3 separate regions of the Mus musculus genome follow, and all the other regions are linked to region 1. The links are chromatin loops, found by intact Hi-C in ENCODE. Cell type or tissue: gastrocnemius. All regions are shown on one strand.

Evidence for each region. Peaks named below come from ENCODE experiments on the same cell type or tissue, not always from the same donor. Only the 100,000 strongest peaks of a DNase experiment are listed, where the experiment ranks them.
Region 2: a loop joins it to region 1, with 4 times the contacts of the local background. A loop is called at or near these places in 12 of 42 quality-filtered maps.
Region 3: a loop joins it to region 1, with 14 times the contacts of the local background. A loop is called at or near these places in 37 of 42 quality-filtered maps.

What each region holds. Positions count from the first base shown.
Region 1 is chr7:132,210,565-132,218,564 of GRCm38, reverse strand. No RefSeq gene overlaps it. Among named protein-coding and RNA genes, the nearest start is that of Cpxm2, 60 kb to the right of the region's middle. In gastrocnemius, a CTCF peak has its summit at 4,881 (motif pointing right); DNase peaks (open chromatin) are centred at 5,666, 5,964, 6,302, 7,759 and 2 more places; H3K27ac peaks cover 1,491 bases.
Region 2 is chr7:131,535,276-131,543,275 of GRCm38, reverse strand. It overlaps Hmx3 (H6 homeobox 3), which reads right to left and starts at 313. Exons shown (of 2, transcript NM_008257.3): 1 at 1-313. The coding sequence starts at 313. In gastrocnemius, a CTCF peak has its summit at 3,143; DNase peaks (open chromatin) are centred at 1,019, 1,724, 2,420, 3,123 and 2 more places; H3K4me3 peaks cover 1,268 bases.
Region 3 is chr7:131,895,720-131,903,719 of GRCm38, reverse strand. No RefSeq gene overlaps it. Among named protein-coding and RNA genes, the nearest start is that of Gm34725, 64 kb to the left of the region's middle. In gastrocnemius, CTCF peaks have their summits at 4,225 (motif pointing left) and 6,247; DNase peaks (open chromatin) are centred at 3,857, 4,204, 5,925 and 6,234; H3K27ac peaks cover 644 bases.

The sequences.
Region 1 (8,000 bases):
AGGAGGGATGTGGCAGGAATTCTGGGGTCACCTGACAGGACAGAATGTCACACACCAGAGGGTGTTGACATCTCACAGTCAGGGCAGGGCATTAGGGTACATGCTCTCTTTCTTTTTTTTTCTTAGGTATTTTCTTCATTTACATTTCCAATGCTATCCCAAAAGTCCCCCCAACCCTCCCCCCCCCACTCCCACTTCTTGGCCCTGGCGTTCCCCTGTACTGAGGCCCGATGGGCCTCTCTTTCCAATGATGGTTGACTAGGCCATCTTCTGATACATATGCAGCTAGAAACACGAGCTCTGGGGGGGGGGCAGTTACTGGTTAGTTCATATTGTTGTTCCACTATAGGGTTGCAGACCCCTTGCAGTTCCTTGGGTACTTTCTCTAGCTCCTCCATTGGGGGCCTTGTGATCCATCCAATAGCTGACTGTGAGCATCCACTTCTGTGTTTGCCAGGCACTGGCATAGCCTCACTAGAGACAGCTATATCTAGGTTCTTTCAGCAAAATCTTGCTAGTGTATGCAATGGTGTCAGCGTTTGGAGGCTGATTATGGGATGGATCCCTGGGTATGGCAGTCTCTAGATGGTCCATCCTTTTGTCTCAGCTCCAAACTTTGTCTCTGTAACTCCTTCCATGGGTGTTTTGTTCCCAATTCTAAGAAGGGGCAAAGTGTCCACATTTTGGTCTTCGTTCTTCTTTAGTTTCATGTGTTTTGCAGATTGTATCTTGTATCTTGGGTATTCTAAGTTTCTGGGCTAATATCCACTTATCAGTGAGTACATATCATGTGAATTTTTTTGTGATTGGGTTACCCCACTCAGGATGATGCCCTCCAGGTCCATCCATTTGCCTAGGAATTTCATAAATCCATTGTTTTTAATAGCTGAGTAGTACTCCATTGTGTAAATGTACCACATTTTCTGTATCCATTCTTCTGTTGAGGGACATCTGGGTTCTTTCCAGCTTCTGGCTATCATAAATAAGGCTGCTATGAACATAGTGGAGCATGTGTCCTTCTTACCAGTTGGAACATCTTCTGGATATATGCCCAGGAGAGGTATTGCTGGATCCTCCGGTAGTACTATGTCCAATTTTCTGAGGAACCACCAGACTGATTTCCAGAGTGGTTGTACAAGCTTGCTATTCCACCAACAATGGAGGAGTGTTCCTCTTTCTCCACATCCTCGCCAGCATCTGCTGTCACCTGAGTTTTTGAACTTAGCCATTCTGACTGGTGTGAGGTGGAATCTCAGGGTTGCTTTGATTTGAATTTCCCTGATGATTAAAGATGCTGAACATTTTTTCAGGTGCTTCTCAGCCATTCGGTATTCCTCGGGTGAGAATTCTTTGTTTAGCTCTGAGCTCCATTTTTTAATGGGGTTATTTGATTTTCTGGGGTCCAGCTTCTTAAGCTCTTTGTATATATTGGATATTAGCCCCCTATCTGATTTAGGATAGGTAAAGATCCTTTCCCAATCTGTTGGTGACCTTTTTGTCTTATTGATGGTGTCTTTTGCTTTACATGGTCTTTACATGGTCTCTTTCTAAGAGAGGATGGGTGTCATCCAGGATGGCAGGCCAAGCAGAGCCACCTGTGTCGCTCTGCAACAGACTAGGAAAGAAATAGATACTAGGACCCCTGTTTCTGGAGCGAGGGTTCTATGTTTCCTGGGCTGACCTTGAACTTGCTGTGCAGCCAAGGATGACCTTGTATTTCTGATCTTCCTGCCTCTACTTGCCAAGTGCTAGGCTCACACATGTGCACCACCACACTCAGTTTGTGCACTACTGAGAACAGATCACAGGGCTTTGTGCACGCTAAACAAGCTTCTACCAGCCGAGCTTTAGCCCAGCTCCTCATAAACTCTAACTCCCCCCACCCCCCAAAGACTTTAACTGTTTTGGGAGCTAGAGTAAATCCATGCTAACGTCCCTAGGATAGACCTCGGCTGAAATGAAATGTTAAGATTACTCAGCTTTTAAGTTCAAGAACCTTGTTCTGGGAACAAGCAAAAGATTCAGAAAGATTTTAAATTTTTCCCCCTTTCTCAACAGTCACTCCCCTTTCTAACTAAAGCCAGCAGATGGCAAGAGGCACATCTGCTTCCAGAAGGGAAAGGGGTCAAACACCAGATCTTGGAAGAGCCTAGCACAGCTCAGAGCAGTGGTGTGCCCAGAAGCCCAGTAAGTCAGCGGCACCAGGATCAAAAGGGCTTCCAAGGGAAACGAGAATATTTGTGAGAAATGGCGAGGCTTGAGATACTTAAAGAAGTGTAGCTCAGAGTTTGCCACAAAACCAGGAAAGAGGGGGCCAAGTATTGTTGTCCTGTGGGCTCTGAAGAGTCTTGAAGTTCAAGAGCTGGATAGGGCTGCTACCAGCAATGAGGTCAGAGCTCTGTTGCTCCCAGATTAGGAATTCATAAATAACTGGGCATTCAAGAATGCAAAGTGTATTCCTGCCCCAGTTGAATATGCCAAATTCAAGTACAGACACAGGGTGTAAACAAGAGAGATCCGCCACTCATCCTCAGGAATGGGAGAGGAGGAGGGGCCTTCCTCCCAGGAGGCTTCTTCTCTTGGTCGTTAGTACCGTTGGGTGACTGTTCTCACCTCAGAGAGTGTCTAGCCACAGGCTCACTGATTTGTCCTTGGTTATTCAGGAGTTCTGTGACCTCAGCACTGAAGACCTTATTCCAGGAATTCTCATCAGGACCAGTCACTCTAGTTGGAATTCAGGCAGAGAAGTGGGAGACAGGACTCCCTTCTCTCCTGTCCTAATTCCCCGAGCCATGGGTCTGGGAGCAGGTTCACAGGACTCTGAGAACTCTCTGAAGGTGACCATGGGGCTTTGAAATCTAAGAGAGAGCGGGAAAGAGGAAGAGAGGGAGAGAGGGAGAGAGGAAGAGACAAAGAGACAGCGAGAGAGACAGAGGAAGAGAGGAAGAGAGATGGAGACAGAAAGAGACACAGAGAAGAATGTGAACTTTCTTCTTGCCTGCACGCTGACATCCCATCATCCCTATACCTGAACGAAAACCTTTCTGGCCCTAAGTTTATTCAAAGAATCAAAGACTTGATGAACATTTCTAGCAAAAATTGTGGCTAGGACTGTGCACCCACCTCTCCCCTAACGATGCACCTAGAAACCTAGGACACACCTACCTGCACTGAACTGCATAAACGACCCACTTCAAACAACACGTCAGCTTACTTCTTCCTAGCAACCTTTAGCAACTCCTCGCTTTGTATCCCACTGTCATTTGAATCTGCAGCGGAACATATCTGAGTGCACTAGGCGGGGGCTGTTGTGTCCTGAACTAGTTTGGGGTGCACTAGCAATGTGGCAAACCAAGCTTCTTCTTTCATGTATTCTGGTTGGATTTTTGTCAGCTTGATACAGACCTTGACATATCTAGGAAATCATAATTGAGAAAATGCTTCCATAGACTAATATAGGAAGGCCCAGCCCACTGCATGTGGTGCCACCCCGAGCAGGGCATCCTAGATTGTATAAGAAAGCAAGCTGAACAAGCAACTCGTGAGAAGCACGGCAGTAAGCAGCACTAATCATGACCTCTGCATCACGTCCTGCATCCAGGTTCCTGCCTTGAGTTTCTGCCTAGACTTCCCCGGATGATGGAATACAAGATGGAGGCTGAAAGAAACCCGTTCCTCCCCAGCTTTTTGCCATGGTGTCTTATCACAGCAGTAGAAACCCTGACTGAGATATCATCTTATGCCTGTGCATAATTGGGTATGCATATGGTTAAAATCAGATGCATCATGGGAAAGGATGCACACAGGTAGCTATGTGTGCAGAATTCAAATCTGTAGATTTAAACGGAGATCCACCCATGGTATGCACCTTAGTAACTAACCCTTGCTCCACGTGGACCCCAGAAAAGGAAGTCCCAAACAATAACTAAAGCCGTTGAGTAGCACAGCTCAGGGAAGCTGCTACTCCTTTGCATCATAACCAGTCTGCACTATCGCTTTGCTTCTGAATAAACTTTCTTCACCATTTTGAGTCCTCCTGTGCTTAAAAATAAATTTGAATAGGCTCCAAGAACATGGGGACCCTAGGTCCAGACATCCAGACAGTGGCCTCTCGTATCAGGATGAAGTCACAGTGTTCATGACCCAACCACCTCTCAAAGATGGGGGCCACCCTCAGGGGCTCGTAATACTGGTACTGGGTGAGTGGAGGCTTGATTTTGAAGTTACGTCCAGCTCAAAGAGCATAGTACCTACTTTGTTGTGGCCCGGACATTCATTCTTGCTTTACGTAGAAGGCCTGGGTCCTAGCCAACATCTGGCACTTTCTCTTGCCAATACTTCAACACCAGACGCCAGCAGAGAGCCAGCCTGGGATCCTGTTAGTAACTAAGTTCCGAGGCCTCGGGCCTCCGAAAAGCCTATGAGATCATGTGACTGTGAAAGGGTTTTTACGTTTGTGGACCTGATGGTGCCAACAGAAAGGGGATGTGTGCCATCTAAACTACGTAAGGTTGCTTGGGATTCTGTTCCTGAGTTTTGAATGAAATATTTTGGGCATTTATGTCTTGAGAGTCATAATGGACTTCAAAAGCACAGGAGTGGGGAGGGGGCTGCTAAAATCCAGCTTGTTTATCCTTGAATCTTGATACTCATCTTCCTACCCCAAGCTGTGACTGGAATATTCCACACATTTAGTTCCTCCCATGCAGCGATTTCATTGGCAAATGGACAGAAAAGGAAAGGTCTCCATTCACTGAGTAGCTGGAACGAATGACACAAATTTACACTCAATTCCCAACCTTTCAAATTGAGTTGGAGTTGAAACCGTAGATCACTTTTGCTGGCAGCTGACGTTTTGTGTTCTCCCTTATGGCCAGCAGGGGGCGGGCTGGGCCTGGGAATGTGCTGGGATGCTCCCTCTCCACCAGCTACATGCAGTTTCCCCAAATCCCCTAGGAAATCGGGGCTGGCCTCCTCCACGGCCCCACTCTCCACCAGTTAGGGGCAGGCCGCTTTCCTCCCCACCAAAAAATAACTCTGGAATTCTGGGCTTTGGCTTTCCTGTAGGGCCAGTCTATTCCAGGGACTGGAATCTGTCTCTTGGGGGCTCAAAGCCAGCATCTTCTGACAGGGCTGGATCCCAGCCTCCCTTCCACTGCCCTTATGAGGACATTCTGAGTTCCCACAGTAAATGTAGCTCCTGGTGAGTCTCAGAATCAACTCTTGCCAACAACACTCTCCACTCCAGTCCATCCTATGCAGGAGCAACCTTCTCTATGACTTGGTTTTCTCACCTGCAAAATGGGACTAAAGTAGAGTACAGTAGAGTATGATTGTAATCTCCATGCTAGGGAAGTTCAAGGCTAGCTTGGGCAGCTTGCTGAATCTTAGGCTATCCTGAGTTAGATGACATTCTGATTTAAAAAGCCACAAAGGAGTGTGTGTGTGTGTGTGTGTGTGTGTGTGTGTGTGTGTGTGTATGTAACAAGGTTACATAGCCAGCCTGGGCTACAGGAAAACCTGCCACAAAAAGGCATGTGTATAGGTTAGGAAGGGGCTGGAGAAATATCTCAACAGTTAAGAATGTTTGCTGCTTACCCAGAGGGCCCAATTTCAGTTCTTGTCACCAGTTTGGAGTGGTTCATAATGGCTTCACTCCAGCTCCAGGGGACCCAACACCAATGTCTAGCCTTCCATATGCTCGGCACACATATTGCATGCATGCAATATGTGCCCACAGACACCTAATTTTTTTTTAGAAAAGGAAATGATAAAAGAGACTAAACCACTGTTAAATGCTTAGAAGTAGCTTAGCACTGAATCTATGAGAGATGCTGTAGGCATGGATGCCTGCAGTTCTTGGAGACTGTGGGACATGTTTTCCTTTGGCACTTGCCAGTGGACCACACAATGATGTCATAGGGTGCAGCATATGGTGCTTGCTAACCTACTACCAATCAGAAATAGCCTGAGCCTGGTTTGCCAGCCAGCAAGCCCAGGTCAGCTGGCCTCAATACCCAGCACTTGATTTCGACTCCAGACTGTGAGACTCTTGTGCCTGTGTGCTGAGGAGGGAAGTGGATGGAGGTTTTCTGCTGTTGCTCTGAATGCTAAGGTTGAGTTTCAGCCCAGACTCTTGAAGAGGAAGGAAACTTTGAAATTCTATACAAGTAGGGCTCATTCCAGTAGCCCCCAGAGGTATGCCAGGCTTCTGAGAGCTCCTGAGAGCCGCCAAGTCTTCCTTACATCTCCATGAATGGGTAAAACTGGGCAAAGGCCATAGACACAGGCAGGGTTTGAGTGCCAGCCAAGAGAGGCTCAGGGCATGATGGGAAGGACAGAAACCTTGTCCAGATGCAATCAGATGCTGTTCTGTGTGGGTCACCAAAGCACAGGAAACCAGGCGCTGGGCTCCTCACTGCACAAGGCTCTTTTGTTGAGCCTAATCCCTGTTGACCAGGCTTGGCCTCAAGGTTCTGTGCAGGGCCCTCCCCACCAGGCCCACCCCAGCTCTTTCCAGCCAAAGCCCCCGGGACGAGCTCAGGTTCCCTTTGGCTTCAATGGTAGAGACCAGATCTTGGCTGAGTCTGCCCCCATTTTAAGAGACTCTTTATTGCGGACAGGGCCTGGGTGTGCACACTGTATGAATTCCAACATAACCTCTTTTGTTTTTACCCTTCTTGCTCTGTCTGTTTTCCACTGATGGCCTTAGTCAGCTGAAATATTAATTACATAAAGATGGCCGGGCTGTCAAGCTGGAGAGGTTCTAGTCTGACTCCCTCTTTAGCAGACCAGGAACAGGCCCGAGAGGGAGATCCTTGCTCTAGGTCCCCCAACTGCTGCAGAGGCTCCTGACCCTCATCCCTGATCTCGGCTTCATTCTGTCTAGTGATAGACAAACTCCCTGTTTTAGGTTCCGAGTTCTCTGCAAGTGGCAAAACTCTCTTAAGACCCGAGAACGATATGGAGGGCAGGCCAGAGCGTGGGCCCTCTGGGGAGGGAAGTAGGGGTAGCTGAAGGACCCCTTGATCTGAGTGTGAGGGAACAGGACAGGGCACAGGCCCCTCCCTCCCTTGATCGAATCATTCGTCCAAAAGGGACCCCAGAAATGTCTTCAGACTAGAAAGGGACAGGGTCTGGAGGCTCCTGTGATAGGCTGTGAAAGGGGAACTTAAAAACACGGGGACTCTAGGAGCTCATGAGTAGACGGAAACCTGTTTCCCATCTGTAAAGAAGCAGAGCAGGTGAAGTGGAGTTTGGGGAAGCGGCGCGTGCTCACGGGCAGCTGAGGGTTGGGTGTTGTGGGCCTGGCACGTGGCACAGGGGCAGTAGAAGGGTTGAACAGAGAGATATTGTGTTTTTCTGGGAGCAGTGGGCATATTCTCGAGTGGAGCAGTGGGCATATTCTCGAGTGGAGAGCGGGGGAGGGGGGTGATGGAGTTAGGCCTAACTCACTCCCTCTCTCTTGGGAACCAGCTGGGAGAGTCGACAGGAATCTTCTGTAGCTTGCGCCTTCTTTGGATGCTCCTCCTGTCCGGTTGGTTTGACAGAGTGGGGACTAAATGGATCCTAACACTAAGACTTGGTACTGTCAGCCATGGTCAGCCTGGACCACGCTCCTTGTGGGGAGAGTTGCCTCCAGGTCTAGATAGATGGTCAGGAGCCCCTTGCACAGGTGTGAGCCACACAGGCTACTCAGAGCAGCTAAGGTGACTCTGGATCCCAGGCTTGGAGTCCTGTTTCCATGGAAACCAGCTCTTGCTGATGCCCCTCTCTTCCCAGGCTTCCCTGGGGCTGCTGGGTTCAGGCTCCAGGTGCCAAGTAACCGAGGATTCCTCCCAAACTCAGTTTCCAGAGCATTGCAGGGCTGGTTGGGAGAAGAGTGCAATTTTCTAAGCAGAATTTTCCAGATTAGGTAAGATGGGGGGCGGGGCCCGGGCACTTTCGATGTGACTATAGAATAGAGACCTAGTATCACGCTGAGGCTGGTTGGTAAAACT
Region 2 (8,000 bases), 680 kb after region 1:
GGGCAAACCTCTGCGCTGGGATCTCAAAGCGGGGGAAAGCCAGGTCGCCCACCTGCGAGAGCGCGAAGCCCGCGGCGCCCTCCAGGGCACCTTTGGCTGCGGCGGCCGCAGCGGCGGCGGCGGCGGCAGCAGCCGAGGCCGGAGCAAAGAGCGTTCGTGGGGGCGGCTGAGGCTTCGGGGGCGGCCGGTGATGGTCTCCGTTGAGCAGGTTCCTGATGGAGAACGGGGATTCCTTGGGCGCGGGAGGTTGGGGCGGTGGCTGCGGGGGCGGCGCGCTGGCAGTGCCCGAGGCGTCCGGCCCGGGCTCCGGCATGGTCCCCAGTCCTCCGGGTCCCACGGAGGGCGGGAGCGGGACAGGCGGGCGGCGGGCGGCGGGGCGAGCAGGCTAGGGGCCGGAAATCAGACCATAAACGGAACTCAACTACGGGGCTCAAAGTCGGGGGCCGCCCCGGGCGCGAATCGAGCCGCGGGAGGGCGGGGTGGGGACCGGGCCGGGGCGGGCTCGCATGGGGGGAGGGGTCCAGAGGGGCGGGGAGCGGACCTGCCTCTGCGCCGAGGGAGCGAGGGGGCCGGTAGGAGCTGCGGCTCCCCGGGAGGAGGCTGCGAGAGCGGTCCCCGGCTTGGGGATGCGTCAATCCGGCGCCGGATGCTAATGATGAAATCAAAATGTCATCCAAGTTAAATGCGGGGAGTATACGGCGATTGGGCGCGTACAATGGCAAATGGGATTAGGCCGGCCAAGGCGCAGCCGAGCCCAGGCCCCGCAGCCGCCTCCTCTACCGCCCCCTCCTCGCCTTCCCTCGGATTTTGGCGCTTTGGCTTCGGGCTATGAGAGCCCGCCTGTTATTGGCTTTATATAGTCCAATTAGGCAGCAAATGAGGACAAACCTATTAGCACAAAAGGATATTGGCTCTCGCTAAAGAGGCACTCTGAGAGCTCCCACCAAGCGGGAGGCGCGCGAGGGACCTCAAGAAGGAGACGCCCCCGGCGGGCCGGAGCGCACGGACCTGCTCCAGTCTGGAGCAAGCACCTCCCTCTACCCCCTGCAGCTCGGCTGCGGGCTGGCTGCTGTCCGGTCTGCCTGAGGGGGAGGGGCAGAGCAGGCTGGCCTGGGTCACCTCCGGGTTATCCGCGCTAGCAGCGGCCGCTCTCCCACCCCTCCCGGCCTGGCAGAGGCCAGCTGCCCCACGCGGCTGGAAAGCCTTGGCCGTGCGGGTCCAGGAAGTAGGGCGCCTCCCCGGCCCCGAAAGAACTCAGTACTTTCTTTCCCCAAACCTGCTAATCAGGGTGCGGCCAAAAAGAGCTTCCCCGCTCTTCGTCTAGTCGAGAGTCTGCCGACTTAGGAATCCGCGTAGCCTTGGCCTTTGGTCCTGAAAATGGATGAGTGATTCTGAATCTTTCAGGAGTAGGAGTTGGGTATGCGACTCTGTGCACGCGCTTCCCCTGTGCAACTGTCGGGGTAGCGGTGTTTCCTCACTGACAACTGTACTCCGAAGGACACCGCTCTTTTCTTGGTGACTGTGTCCGCGGCTCAAAGATCAACTTTAAGCCTGCGATCTGAACACAGCACTTTCCCCCCAAAGGGTGGCATTTGGAACTGCCTAATGCTTTAATATAGGCGCCAAGAACCGAAGGCGCAGAAGAGTACCTTTCTCGTTTGTGACCCTGGCAACGACACCTGCAGCATGTCCCAAGGGCCTCCAAGTCCCTGGAGAATCTCGGCGGGCCTCTGAGGAATAGCTGGACTCATTCGACCTTAACAGCTCCCTGGGTCAAGCAGGAAGCCGGAGAGACAATCAGTTCAATTCTAGATTTCCATGGGGTCCTTTCCCCTGGTGATAGTTCCTTGGCCCGAGAAAGATGACAATTTGTTCTCAGCCTGGATGAAAATCCCTTCACACCTGAACTTCCTCCGCCTCAGCCCGTTCTTTATCTTTCGGTTGAGTCTTGCCTAATTCAAGCTCCTCTTGCTTACCTAGCGCAGCCTGGACAGTTTTGGGTCCCCAAATGAGAAGTAGGTTTATTTTATTTTTCAGACCTAAGGCACCAGAACCGCCTCTACCAAGTCTTGAAGGTCGTATTTAAAGTTTTGACATCCACCCTCGGTAACGAACCCTACTATTGCCTTGTAAGTAGCGCTTCTATAAATGGTTACTATTATTCCTTTGATTTCGTATAAGGCTTTACTGGAATGCACAGGGGCGCATCATCTAAAATCCGAGTTGGAGCCAATCACAGCTCCGAGGCTCAAGCAGGGTTGGTAATACGCTCAGATTTTATAGAGAAAAGGTGTCCAGAGAGGAGGCTGTACCTAAGACGCCCAAACAGTGTGGGACAAGCAGCGGCCACCCCCACCCACCCACCCAAAGCAGAAATCGTTCTTCTTGAATAGACGACATCGGTTCGGAGCTCACTGCTTGCGCACAGCAAACCTGGCGGCCCACTAGGCTGAGGAGGCTCCCAAGGGTATGTGCGGGTCTGGTGAGGGAGAAGCTGCAGACGTGTGCACGCTTGCTAAAGTTCTGATGTACAAGGACTCTTTTAAATTAGGGAAAGAGGAAACACTTTCCACTTCTCGGAAAGGTGGTCGTTGTGAGTCAGTGCTACCTTACTCTCTGCCTACCCAGAGAGGCCGTGTGTTCAATCACTGTGTCTCAAAACAAAACAAAAACAAACAAACAAACACACCAAAACCAAAACCCGCAACAAACCCATCTATGAGTCCGTAGACCTGAAAGACATATCTGTCCCAGGAAGACAGGCGTGAAAGACATTCGGTCCACGGCTTCTGGCCGATCTCAGTTCTAGGACTAGACCCAGAAGTGTGGACCCAAGAAGAGTTAAGAGGCAGCTTACTTGGGCCGATCCAGCATGTATCTTTCCTAATGTGAGCATGTGTGTGTGTGTGTGTGTGTGTGTGTGTGTGTGTGTATTCACTAGAGGAAAGGGTCTCTTTACTGGGTGTCAGCATCTCCAGCTGGACGTCAACATCAGGAAGCACTGACTTGAGCTTTCCTTTCTGGTTCGAAAAAGCTCGGGTGCCTGGATAGCAATTTACTTGTTCTCCAGAAAGTCTTGTTCCCTCCACTTGCCAGCACCGTGCTGCCTTAAAAGCCAGGCAAACAGCGCCCTCTATGGGGCATCCTCGAGCCTACAGAAGTACCTGAAGAAAACACAGAATCTATGCTAAGAATTTAAAAGCCTAGGCCCTAATATTCCCTACCACCCTTAGAAAACAGCACTTAAAAAAAACAAAAAACAAAAAAACTGAGTTATGAGAGAAACCAAGGGACGTCTCCTGCAGATTCCCGCAGGTCTAGCCACCTTTGGAAGAGTTCTCTCCTGCTTTTCACTCTTCTGGCTTTCTGTCTCCCTTTAAGGCAGGTTTTAGTTTTCTCCTTGCAGCCTTTTCTTTTCATGTGGAGCCTGACCGCAGTTGCTGGAGCTTCAGGATGCTGCTGTATGAGACGAGGAGTTGCCTTATTTATCTTTTGAGAACTCAGTGCACACTTGGCCAGTGAGTAGGCGTTTCAGTAAAGGTTTGTGTTAATGCCTCAATTCTTGACTTAGGTGATGGGTGGGCGAGTACATGGATGAACAGATAGGTGCGTGGGTGGATGGGTGGGTGGGTGGGTGGAGTCACAATTCACACTGCAAAGGATTGGTCTGCTTGACAAGAGTACTTCAGACACCCTGGCAACTTCCTCCCAAACACTCCAGCTAACACAGTTTTTGAAGTGTTTAATGAAAATCTAGCTTGTTTGGGGTTTTGGCATAGGATCTTGGTCTGTAGCCCAGGCTTACCCAGAAGTCAGTATGTAGCCTCCCCAATGCTGGAACTACAGGTATGAGCAACCACACTCAGATAATCTGAGGTCTTTGATTACATATTTTTACAAAAAACTAAAGGCTTTTCCAGGAACACGACTGCTGAAGAGTGCCTCACAGATTTTCAGCACGCAGGCTGTGCACAGTCAGATCTTCACACTGCTGTATCTTGGGACAAGTATCCAAGAGGGCAAAGGGGGCCTGGAGAATACTAGTGATCAACACCAAACGTCTACCCAAAGAATGGGCCTCGGCAAAAGCATGCTTAGAATTGTGTCCTACACCTGCCACGCGCAAAAGTCTTATGTGCATTTGCACACACTCAAGTTGCTAAGCAGATTGTTCCCCAAGAAAGGGGAGTGTACACATGTTCTCTAGGACTTTACCCAAGGCAGGGGGCTTCCTTCTGCAGCCAGAGTGGATGAGTCCTCCCCAGATGTAGTGTACAGACTTACAGAAAGGGTAGGGACCAGCTAAGCGTTTAGCCAAAGTTGCAAGATCCATGCTGGAGGCCTTCACAACTAATAGCTAGGGTTTGTCCTGTTCCTGGTGCTTAGATTTGCCATCCAACACTCCTGAGTTACAGGTTTTTGATTTGTAGGTAAAATGGACAAAAGCCTAGAGCTGCGATTCCCAGGAAAACTCTGACCCTGTCTCCCAGGAAGTTCCTGCTCATCTTTCCTCGGGCTACTTAGAATACTACCAAAGACCCCTGCTTTGGCTAATGAGTGTGACTTTGAGGAATGTATAGCTCTTAGGGAGTGACTGCAGCCACGTAGTCCTTGATGACATAAATATCTTGATATATGTACTAAACTCCTTAGAGTGGCCAAATTACTAACCCTTCTCTGAGAATAAGGGAACTCACTGTGCAGAGCTAATTTTAGGCATCAGTCACTGGTTGAGTCCTCACTGCACACTGGCCACTATCCCAGGGAGAGGTGGGCGGTACTTGAAAGTGAAGAAACTGAGGCACAAGATTATACAACAAAAGGAAGTAGATCTTACCCGAGGACCCAGCCTCCTAACATTGCTATGAAGACACTTGGGGACACATGCAGTGACTGCTGGTTATGCTTATGGTAAATTCTTATCCACTCTACTCTTGGAAAATATTGACTGATTGGTTGACTGACTGACTGACTGATTGATTGATTTGTTGGTGGTTTATTTCGAGACAGGGGCTTACTGGGTCATTCTGGTTGGCCTGAAATGAGATTTCACAGAGTTCCAACTTGCCTCTGCCTCCCACGTGCTAAGATTAAAGATGACCCCACAGACCAAAAAAATCTGTTCTTGTTGGTTTCTCTGACAAAGCTAGGTTAGCTAATCCTGGTAGGCTGCCTACATCCTCTCCATCTTCCTACTTCTGGTGTCTTCAAATGTTTCCTTCTAAAACAGGAGTCTCCCACACACAGTTATGCACAGGTTGCTCTGTCCTAAGAGTTCTTTTCTTACTTTTTAAGATTTATTTTATTTTTGTGTGTATGAGTGCTTTGCTGGTATATATGTCTGTCTGCCACATGTGTTGCTTGTGCCCATGGAGGTCAGAAGCAGACACCGGATTCCCCTGGAGCTGGAGTTATGAATGGCTATGAGCCACCATACAGGTGCTAGGAATTGAACTCAGGTCCTCTAGAAGGGCAGCTGGTGCTTTTAACTGCTGATGCATCTCTTCAGCCTCTCTGTAGAGTGCTTGTGAAGGGGAAAGAACTTTAAATGTTTGCGGTTTTCTCCATGGAACTTGACTGTCTAAGAGTGTTTTAGAGCTGTTGGGGCTCCACAGGTAAAGGAGTTTCCACCAGATCTGGTGACCTGAGGTGAATCCCTGGGATCAACTTAGTTTCCTTTAAGTTGTCCTTGGACCACTACTCAAACCATAGCATGTGTGTGCATCCCTCTGCTAAATAAACATCATGCAGATGAAAGTGTCTGATGCTTAGATGGCTGATAATTTGCTGATGTCCCAGTCCCCTAATTCTGAAAAGCCACCAGGACCCACCATCATGAACCCAACAAGAGCAAAGCAGGACACCATTAGGAGAGGCTTCTCAGAAAGGGGTCCCCAGTGAACCTTGACACTCATCTCTTCCCAAGGCTCACCCTTCGTGGAGTGATGTACTCACTCTGAAGCCACACAGGCTCCCATTGTGGACATTGCTCTTCGATTTCTTTTATACTGTGGAGACAGGCTGGGTTTTCCAAACAAATCCTACCAAGTGCCAAGAACTTCATCACAATGCCTGGGATGCTTGTTGAGCAGCAGATGTGTGCTCAGCACTACTCCGGGCACTTGGGATGCTGCATCGAGCTTGCAGTCTTACCCTTAGGGATAGTGCACTAGAGCTGGGCATGGGTAAGTAGGTGATAAGGGTCATGGGAAATGCTAAAGGAAATGGGAAAACGGTGGGGGTGGGGAGGATGGCGGTGTATTAAATAGGTAGGCAGGAGAAGCTGCCCTAGGAAACTGAGGTTAAACTGGAACAGGGGTTCTCAACCTAACTAATGCTGTGACCCTTTAATACATTTCCTCATGTTGTGGTGGTGACCCCTAGCCATACAACTACTTTCATTGCTATTTCATAACTGTAATTTTGCTACTGTTATGAATCCTAATGAAAATATCTGATGTGCAGGATACCTGATATTCTGCCCCTGTGGCTGTGACCCACAGGTTGAGAACCACTGAACTTGAGTGATGCCTCATTGCTCAGTACTTGCTGGGCAAGCATGATGACTGGAGTTTGAATCCACAGCATCTATGCTTTAAAAAGCCAGATGCAGTAATGCTCACTTATAATCTAAGCAGTGGGGCTTGTTGGTCAACCGGTCTAGCTGAAAACTGGCAAGCTTCAGCTTCCGTGAGAGACCCTGTCTCAAGGGGACTAAGGCAAGAGGCGATACAATAGGATATCTGCTATTCTCCTCTGGCTTCTGCATCGATATGCACAGGCATGAGTATGTGCATGCATGATACCCAAAGTGCAGGTTAAGCAGATATTTTGAGGTATGCTTGGTGGTGGGGTTGGGGGCCAGGACGAGTGTCGCAAGCAGAAGGAAGTGCCTAAGACTGAGACTGCAAAGATGTGGTGTTGCCAACAGGAGACTAGCAAGAGAGGAAAAAGGGACTCACCCGTATGTGACTCTGGAGGCCTTGGTAGAAGGCTTGGCTGGAGGTCTTATTTTGTTACCTAGAACAGCGACACAAGTTGGGGGTGTAACTCAATTGGTAGAGCGCTTATCTAGCATTCATGAAGCCCTGGGTTTCATACTCGCATAAAACAGGTGTGATGGTGCCTGCCTATAATCCTGGCACTAGTTCGAAATAGAAGAGTCAGGCAGCAAGATGGTTCAGCTGGTAAAAGAGCTTGCCAGGCAACTCTGACACCTTGAGCTTAATCCTTGGAACTCTCGGTGGAAGAGAACAGATTCCCCAAGGATGTTTGCAGACACCTTCACATGTGCATAGTGGCATACATGCACGCCAACACTCACATAACACAGGAACACACACGTGCGCGTGCACACACACATACAGAGAGAGAGAGAGAGAGAGAGAGAGAGAGAGAGAGAGAGAGAGAATGAATAATGAAATAATGACATGGAGAATAGCTCTCCAGAGACAGTTTGTTCAGGAATAGTCTCAAGTTACCATCTGTAGTGTATCCCATTTATGCAGTGGAGTTGGAACCCAAATGTTTTGTTCCTTGTCTGTCTGAAGCAGGATCTTAATCTGTCGCCCAAAGTAGACTGGGGTTTTTGTTTCTATTTTGTTTATAAACAACTTTGTTTACGTTTATTTTATGTTTATTTTTGTTGTTCTTTTAATGTGTGTGTGTGTGTGTGTGTTTGCATATCATGTGTACAGGTGCCTGCAGAGTCCAAAAGAGTGTGTCAGATCCCCTGGAACTGTTAGTTGTGAGCTGTCAGACATGGGTGCCAGGATGTCATCCAGGATTAAGTACTCTTGAGCTGATGAGCTTGCTAGCCCTCTTCCTTGAATAGTATCCACCACAAGGCATATGTGCAGGAACTCTTGTGGCAAGACCTGAAATCTACATGCATAGTAGCTCCTTCTCCATGACTACCTGGCTTGTTTCTTTTGTTTTGATTCAGCACACATGGATCCACATGGGCACCAGTAACTTCTATATAATCAACGTTTTAGTAT
Region 3 (8,000 bases), 310 kb after region 1:
ATGGAAGTTCTAATCAGTCCATTGACCCCATAGAAACTTTAATATCAGTGTGGTTTTTTTATTCTCGGCACCTCAGTTCCCATTCTTGAGTTTGTCATCTTCCCTGCATGGTCCTCAAGTAGTAGTGTTAGCCACAGAAGGCTGCCATGTTTGTGTCTCTATCCCCAGGGTCAGGCTGACATCATTTGTTTTCGCATCTCCATAGCCTGCTCAGAGCTGAGCACAGAGAAGTTGCTCTCGAAGGGAAGACTAGAGCAGTGAGGAACACACCAAATTAAAGTAGAAGGAAAAGAGACCACTCCAAATCAGAGCATCCCAAATGATCAGACCCCTCCCCCCACAGTCTCCTCAGCACCAGGGCCGAGCACAGGGCCAGTGTCCTTAGTGTGGGAATGTGTCACACAGCCCTAACCTTTCCTGGGTGTTTCTTCTGATGAAGAACAAGAAGTTAAGTGAGGAGAGATTCTGCAGGAAGGGCTAAGAAAGAGCAGGAAGCAAGCCAGACCGCTGCCGTCGGCTGGGTCCTCTCACTGGTGGAGACAGTATAAGAAGGGACTGCACACTGTTCTGCTGCCCTCTGATGAAGTCATTTCCCACAAGGTATGGCTGACCATTGTGAAGCCACTCTGGGGCCGAACAGTCAATTCATCTTTAGTGTGGATAAAGAAGGAGGGAAGGGTGGAATGATCCAGGAGTGATGGGTGGAAACTGGAGACGTGAGCATGAGTCCGTGTTCAGCTTAATGTAGAAACAGGCAAAGAAGCAGATAGAGAGGCAAGGTATCCGTGGCGTAGACCCACACATTCCTTTCTCTGTCAGCTGAGAGGCCTAGAAGCAGCACAGTCACACGGTCTGTGCCTGGGTCTTGCTTTCTAATGCTGTGCTCAATAAGAAAAGAAACTTCCCAAGGAAATGACTGGCTCCAGGGCCAGCAGGGAATAGAACAGCTTATCCTGGAACATCTAGTGTTAGATACGTAAGAAAGTGCTGGCATACACACACACATACACATGCACACACTCACATACACACCTGTACACACACACACACACACACCATAAACAGACACACAAACACATATACAAACATATATATATATATATATGCATACATAATAAACATACATATACACATATACACACATATACATCCATACACATATATACACAAGCATATGCATATACCTACACACATAAATAAACTTATAAATAAACTAAGGTCTTCGCATTTGTGTTTATCTAAATATCTCCTGATACAGAGTGGAAATTAAGATGGCAGCAGCAGCAGCAATTATGGGGTAAAGGGACAGCTCAGACATGTTTCCAGTGTGACTGAACCATGTGCTAGGGGAGCTAGGCTCACCTCTCTCTCTCTTTCTTCTCTCTCTCTCTCTCTCTCTCTCTCTCTTTCTCAGGACTTTGGGAATTAATCATGCATAATGAATCAACTTAAAATTAGACCAAGCATTTTGGTAACAGCTGGTCCCCCAACTCCCCAGAATCTATAATATGTAATTTATTTTGACAGGTTTCTCATGGAAGTACTGGTGGGGGTGGTACAAAAGAAATGCTCAGCCTTTAGAAAGGGTCTGCTGGGTCCCCAACTAGGGAATCAGTTGGGAGGATCTATGTCCACCCCCAATCTTTGCATCTTTATCCTAGCTAGCTCTTGCTTCCTATCTGTGGAGGGATATGTGACTGCCTTTGCCAAGCAATGGTCAGGTGCTGATGTTAGTTAGCTACCCTCTGCCATGGGCATGGCAGCCTCCTCTTCATCTAGCGGATCCTGAGTGCTATTCCTACGGGGGGTGGGGGGGATAGGGTTAGGGTTAGAGTTAGGTTTGGGGTTTAGTGTTAGGGTTAGGGTTACGGTTACGGTTACAGTTAGGGTTTAGGGTTACAGTTAGGGTTAGTGGTTAGGGTTAGGGTTAGGGTTAGGGTTAGGGTTAGGGTTAGTACAAAGTCAAGAGGGTCTCTGAGGATTTCTGATTGCCAGTCTAGCTCCATGTTTGATCCCCAGAGCCTGTTTTACTTTTCTTAAGTACAGCATAGTAATACTACACATTGGTAACCCCAGGCGTGGGGATTCAAAGGTAAGAAGATCCCTGGCCAGCCTAGCTGAACTGGTGAGCTACAAGTCACTCAACAGAATCAAGAATCACCTTAGAGATAAGCTTCTGGACATGTCTAAGAGGGAGTTTCCAGAAAAGTTAACAGAAGTGGGAGGAGCCATTCTAACTGTGCAGCACCATTCCATGGGCTGGGGTCCCAGTCTGAATAAAAAGTAGAAAGCAAGCTGAGTACCAGCATTCATCTCTCTGAGATGCCTGACTGTGGAGTCAGAGTGACCATCTGCCTCACAGTCAAACCACCATGCTTTTCCCCACCGTGATGAACTGACTGTACCATCAAACTGCGAGCCAAAATAAACCCTTGTCATAGTCAAGTTTCTATTGCTGTGATAAAATGCTGTGACCAAAAGCAGCTTGGAGAAGGAAGAGTTAATTTTATCAAAGAGTTCTCACTATGTCATATTCTATCACTGAAGCCTAGACAGGAACTCAAAGCAGGAACCCAGGAACTGAAGCTGAAGTCACGGAGGAGTGCTACCTACTGGCTTGCTCCCCATGGCTTGCTCAGCTTGCTTTCTTATGCATCTCAAGACTACCAGCCCAGAAGTGGTACCACCCACACAGACTTTCCCACAGACCAGTCTGGTGGGGCCTTTCCTCACTTAGGAATCCTTCTTACCAAATGAATCTAATATGTACTTCTTTTAAGTGGAAAGAGCAAGGGGAACATTTAAAGCACAGCACAATCTTCCCCTCAATTCTCTTACATTCTAGACCAAGCCATAGTATAGCAACTGTACTAGGTCCTTGGCTCTCTAAGCTTCCCACAGGCAGTGGCTGGGACCACCCATAGTAGGCATTTGATGACTTTGAAGGAAGGACATGCCTCCAGGTCCATATATTAGAGCCCTGTTGAGGGTTCTTGTAACAGTCTTCTATTTAGCTTTTGTCAACTTGTCACAAACTAGTCACTTACAAAGAGGGAACCTCAGCTGAGGAATTGCCTCCATCAGACATGGACATGTCTGTAGATCATTTTCTTGATTAATGGTTGATATGAGATGGTCCAACCCACTGTGGGTAGTGTCATCCCTGGGACACTTTATGGAATGCTAGTCCTGCTCTGTTCCCTGCAGTTCCCCCAGGGCCTATTGCCTTACTGGAGCCAGCTATAATCTTTCTAAGAATATCCACGGTAAAACAAACAAATCCTGCATCCCTGAGGGAAAGGCACACATAGCAAGGTGTGTAAGTTAGGCCATGAGGCACATGGCACACAGCCTTACTTCACTCACTCAACTCACCAGACCCCAGGGACCCGAAAGATTCTCATGCAAAGCTTGGGGGGCAGGAAAGCACAGCTTTCCACCCTGCCATGCTGTGGTCCTTACTGGAACCTGAGTGGGTGGCAACTAGGAGCCCATACGTACCAGGGTCTAGAGCTGGGAAGGAAGGAGGCATTGTGGGAGCTGAGCTCTTCCTCTAAATGAGATCTTGCCCTTCTCAGGGCTGGACCCCAGATGGAACCAAAGTTCTAGGAATGGCCTAGAGCAGAGCAAATGCCTGCCAGGAACATCTTCAGGCATACATCCACCTCATGTTAGGCCCAGTCAGCTTATTGGGGGGGACAGGCATGAGAGGGTGAGTATGTTACCTAATACTCATCCCCATTTGCCCAAATGGGAGGTCCTCAGCCCAGCCCAAAGCATGATGGGTAGCTGTAGGAGCCCAGGGTCTATCACCATGACAAAGCTGTCCAGCTTAGCTGAGAAGCAGGAAGGCATTTGGCCTACCAGAGGCAATGCAGAGCTATGCTTGCAAGGAGGAGGAAGAGGGACGTGATCTCCCTAAGGGCACAGCTCTGGTGACAAACTTGAGAGGAGCAGCTCCAGCCATAGACCATTCTCCTAAACAGGGACTCCTTCTTGCAAAAGGCAGCCAACTCCTTTTGTGTGTCAAAAAAGAAGACTTCTACCAGATTGCTAAAAATGAGCAGCAGATAAAAATACAGTTCTGGTCCCTGGAGCCACGCATCCTGGCCAGGCTGCAAACAGCCTGCTTTTCTTTCTTTCTTTTTTTTTTAGGCTGAGACACTTCTCAAGCCCAAACTTGATATTCTCCACAAGGCCCAGTCTGCCCCCAAGTGGTGAATCTCTTGTAAAGACGCTCCACTGCCAACTTCCTCAGAAAGCCTGAGGAGTTTTTGTCAGAGGCCCTGAAGGGCTTTGAAAGTGAATGTTGGTTGGCTTTTCTCATTTCACAGACTTCTTGGTGTAATGTCTGAAGATGAAATGTTACTTCTCTCCCTCAGACGCAGTTGTGTTTGTCTAACATTTCTTGATGTTTCTTTTGTTCAGAAAATCAGGATGCCTCACCTTAGCAGACAGAAAAGATTTTAAACCCTAGAGACTATATATGTGTGTGTGTGTGTGTGTGTGTGTGTGTGTGTGTGTGTGTGTGTGTGTATGTATGCCCCACGCTGACTCATGCTCGCCCTTCAGTGGGGTTTTGGGGTAGCGAGGGTCTCTGTACCCAAAGTAGCAGTCTAATATAGGGTTAAGAGAACCAAATGCCTGCGTTGGAATTATCCCTAATGCCTCTCACTAGGCGCATGACCTTGGAGATATAATTTCAACTCTCTGCTAAGTATAGATGCAGTCTAAGTGTGAACTCAGAGGCTTGTGTTGGAAGTTTGGTCTCCATTGAAGTGCCACTAAGAGGCAATGGAACCTTCCTGAGGTAGGGTCTGGAGTCTGGGGAATTCATCTCCCCTTAGAGATAACTAAGAGGGTTTGTAGTTCCACTGACATCCCAAAGTCCTCTGAGGTTCTGCACTAGTTACATTTCTTAATGTTGTGACCAAACACCTGAGAAGATGCCACTTAAGGTAGAGAGACTTACGTGGCTCATAGATTCACAGCAGGGATGGCGTAGCAGCTGGCTCCTGCGTTCCACACTGGTAGGAACTTGTGGCATGGTTTCTAACATCTCCACAGACTATGCAGCAGAAGCAGAAACTGGAGCTGGAAGCTGAGCCTGACTGTAAACCTGAATACATACCTCATTCCCCCTGAGACATTTTCTCCGGTAAGGCCCTACCTCCTAAAGACCCCACAACCTTCCCAAATGGCACCATCTGCCAGGGTTGAGTGTTCAAACACAAGCCTGTGGTGGGCATTCACAGCTCCCCTTTTACTTTCCCACTGTAGGGTTCTCACTCAGAGCTGAAGCAAAAGTGAGCCAGCACCACACCCCTGACTAAATAAACCTCTTTTCTTAGGCATGACACAGCTTTGGGTATTTCAGTATAGTAAAAGAAAACAGACCACCACACCCACTTTCTTTGTCCATAACATGATCAGATTTATGTTTGGAGTTTCTTGAGTGTTTGGTGAGTTAATGACCATCAGGGACTGTGGCCAATGTTTGATACGTGGTGTGAACTACAGGATCACCAAGGACATGACATCAGGTACATTGCTGTCCTCACTTCTGCTGCTATTGCTGCTCTTCAAGCTAGGCTAGCCTAGAGCTAACTGCACAGGTAAGGAGTGTGACAAATATTGGTCCCATGTAGTTATCAGGTCCAAAGCCCTTCCCACCTGGGAGCTGGCTTGTTTCTAGAACCATCCATGTACAGATTCTGAAGCCAGGCAACCTCAACCAGGACAGGAACCCTGATGGGGGTCTCAGAGAAGCAGGATCAAAGAGGGCAGGGTTGTTCCAGAGTTCTTCAGCAGGGACAGCAGCTAGCCAGGCAGTGAGAACAAGCAAGGCATCTCCGTTGAGACGACCTTGTTGGGTCTTGGCTGTCAGCCCCTCTCTGCTCTTTCCTGATTTGCTCCATCTCTGTCATCCTTGGCATTTGCCCCAAAAAGTTTCAGCTGGTCAGAGCCAGTTCTGTTTGCCCCTTCCCAAGGATCCTGACTGGCATAAGAAGACAGCCCCAGAGAGAATGTATGGCTTGCTCAGAGTCACACAGGAATTGTGTGGCAGAGCCCAGCTCCTCTACCTTGGGTTGTCCACTCTGGTCCTGCACCTGGAGAAAGGAGACGTGCTGCATCATAGGCAAACTCAAGGACATCAGGTGTAAGGACAGCCACAAATCCAAGCGGCTGTGGGACTACGACCTGAAACTAGGACAATAACATTCATGGTTGATGGTTCAAGGGCTCCCCTCAGTGGTCATCTTGCTGACAGCCGAGGTCCTGGAGGACTTTCTAGCTGGTTTCACAGAACTCCCTGTAAGGAGAAGCAGAAGGCACTGTACCATGGCCTCTGACTTCTGGATAAGGTGGCTTCACTGTTTCTCAAGCCTCTTTGCACTCTAACCCTTTGTAGTCATTTTCTAAAATAGATAGATAGATAGATAGATAGATAGATAGATAGATAGATAGATAGATGATAGACAAATGATGTAGAGGAAGAAGATAGATAGGCAGGTAGAGATAGATAAATCACATATAGATGATAGATAGATAGATAGATAGATAGATAGATAGATGATAGATAGATAGATAGATAGATAGATAGATAGATGGTAGAATTTGTGTGTGTGTGTGTGTGGGGAGAGAGAGAGAGAGAGAGAGAGAGAGAGAGAGAGAGAGAGAGAGAGAGAGAGAGACTTAGTGTTTGGTGTGCAATATATAATCTGAGAATTAATATCAATAATAAATTAAAAATAAAGAACCCGTGTTTGTCTAAGGAGGGCTAAGGGAGGAGGGCTAAGGTAAGTGGTACTGCTTTGTAAGTTGTTGCCAACAAAATCACCAAAACTTGTGAGTTTATTTTTATACAAAAATTTCTGAAAAAAAAAATTCTGGTATTGTGGAAAAGCACAAACATGGTTATGTTTCTGACATACCATGGTCATGACACTATGGGATTAAAGGATTAGTGAGACAGTGGGACAGTAGAGAGAAGATGAGCCTAGGAGTATATCATGGGGAAATGCCACATCCACTCCAATAGTGACCCGTGTGACAGAGCCAAAAGCCTGGACACAGTCCCGAGGCGAAAAGTTCACGGAAACAGTCGCCAGGAACGTGGCATCCTATAATGACGAATGCTCCAAATTTGTCCTTGCTTTAGTCGGTAAATGGATCTGTGTGCTCTCCCTTAATATTGCTTTATTATAAGTGCCTCTAAAGATTGATTTTGACATATAGCTAAGTTATATTCCTTCACCAGTCCTAGGCAGTCCTTGAGCTTTGAATTCAGTAAGAATGTTGCCTATTTAGTGACATTCAGAATTGCCTCTAGTATTGTAAGAGAGACAGTGAAAGAAATCAGGCATTACTATCTCCTACCTAGAGTTAGAATCTCAGGGCAAGCTTAGCAAAGTATACTTAGAGTCTTCATTACAGTCAGGTATGGCAGACTACATTACTTATTATTAGAAAGTCCCCACACACAATCACTTAGAATAATAGCCAAGTTACTCCCATATGCAGGAATTTACCATTATCTAGGAAGAAGGAAGGTTGTGGTCTAAGGAGGAACCAGAGTAGATACTTAGAACTATAGATAGCTGAGTTACACCCATACACAGGAATTTACAATGTCCTAGGGGGGAGGTGGACTATACAATAGACTAGAATTAGAACTATGGCAAGGGCACGAAGCCCTTGCCCCTGACTGCTAAGATTAAGCTGACCTTAGGTGGGGCTGCTTTTGATCCCAGTTGTTAACATTGATTTTATCCCAGTTGGTTCCTGCCAGTCCTTTGAAGGCATTCCTCTGTTTTGTGTCAGATACTTCAATGTACCTTGCCTGCTGTGATATCCTACTCCTCTGTTTTCTGTATTATATAAAACTGATGCTCATTTTGAGACAAATTACATTCAGATATACACTCTCTCAGTGTCTGTATTTGTTTGCCATTTCTCGCCAACTCTCTCTTTGCCCACCTGTAACCAGAACCCGTTTC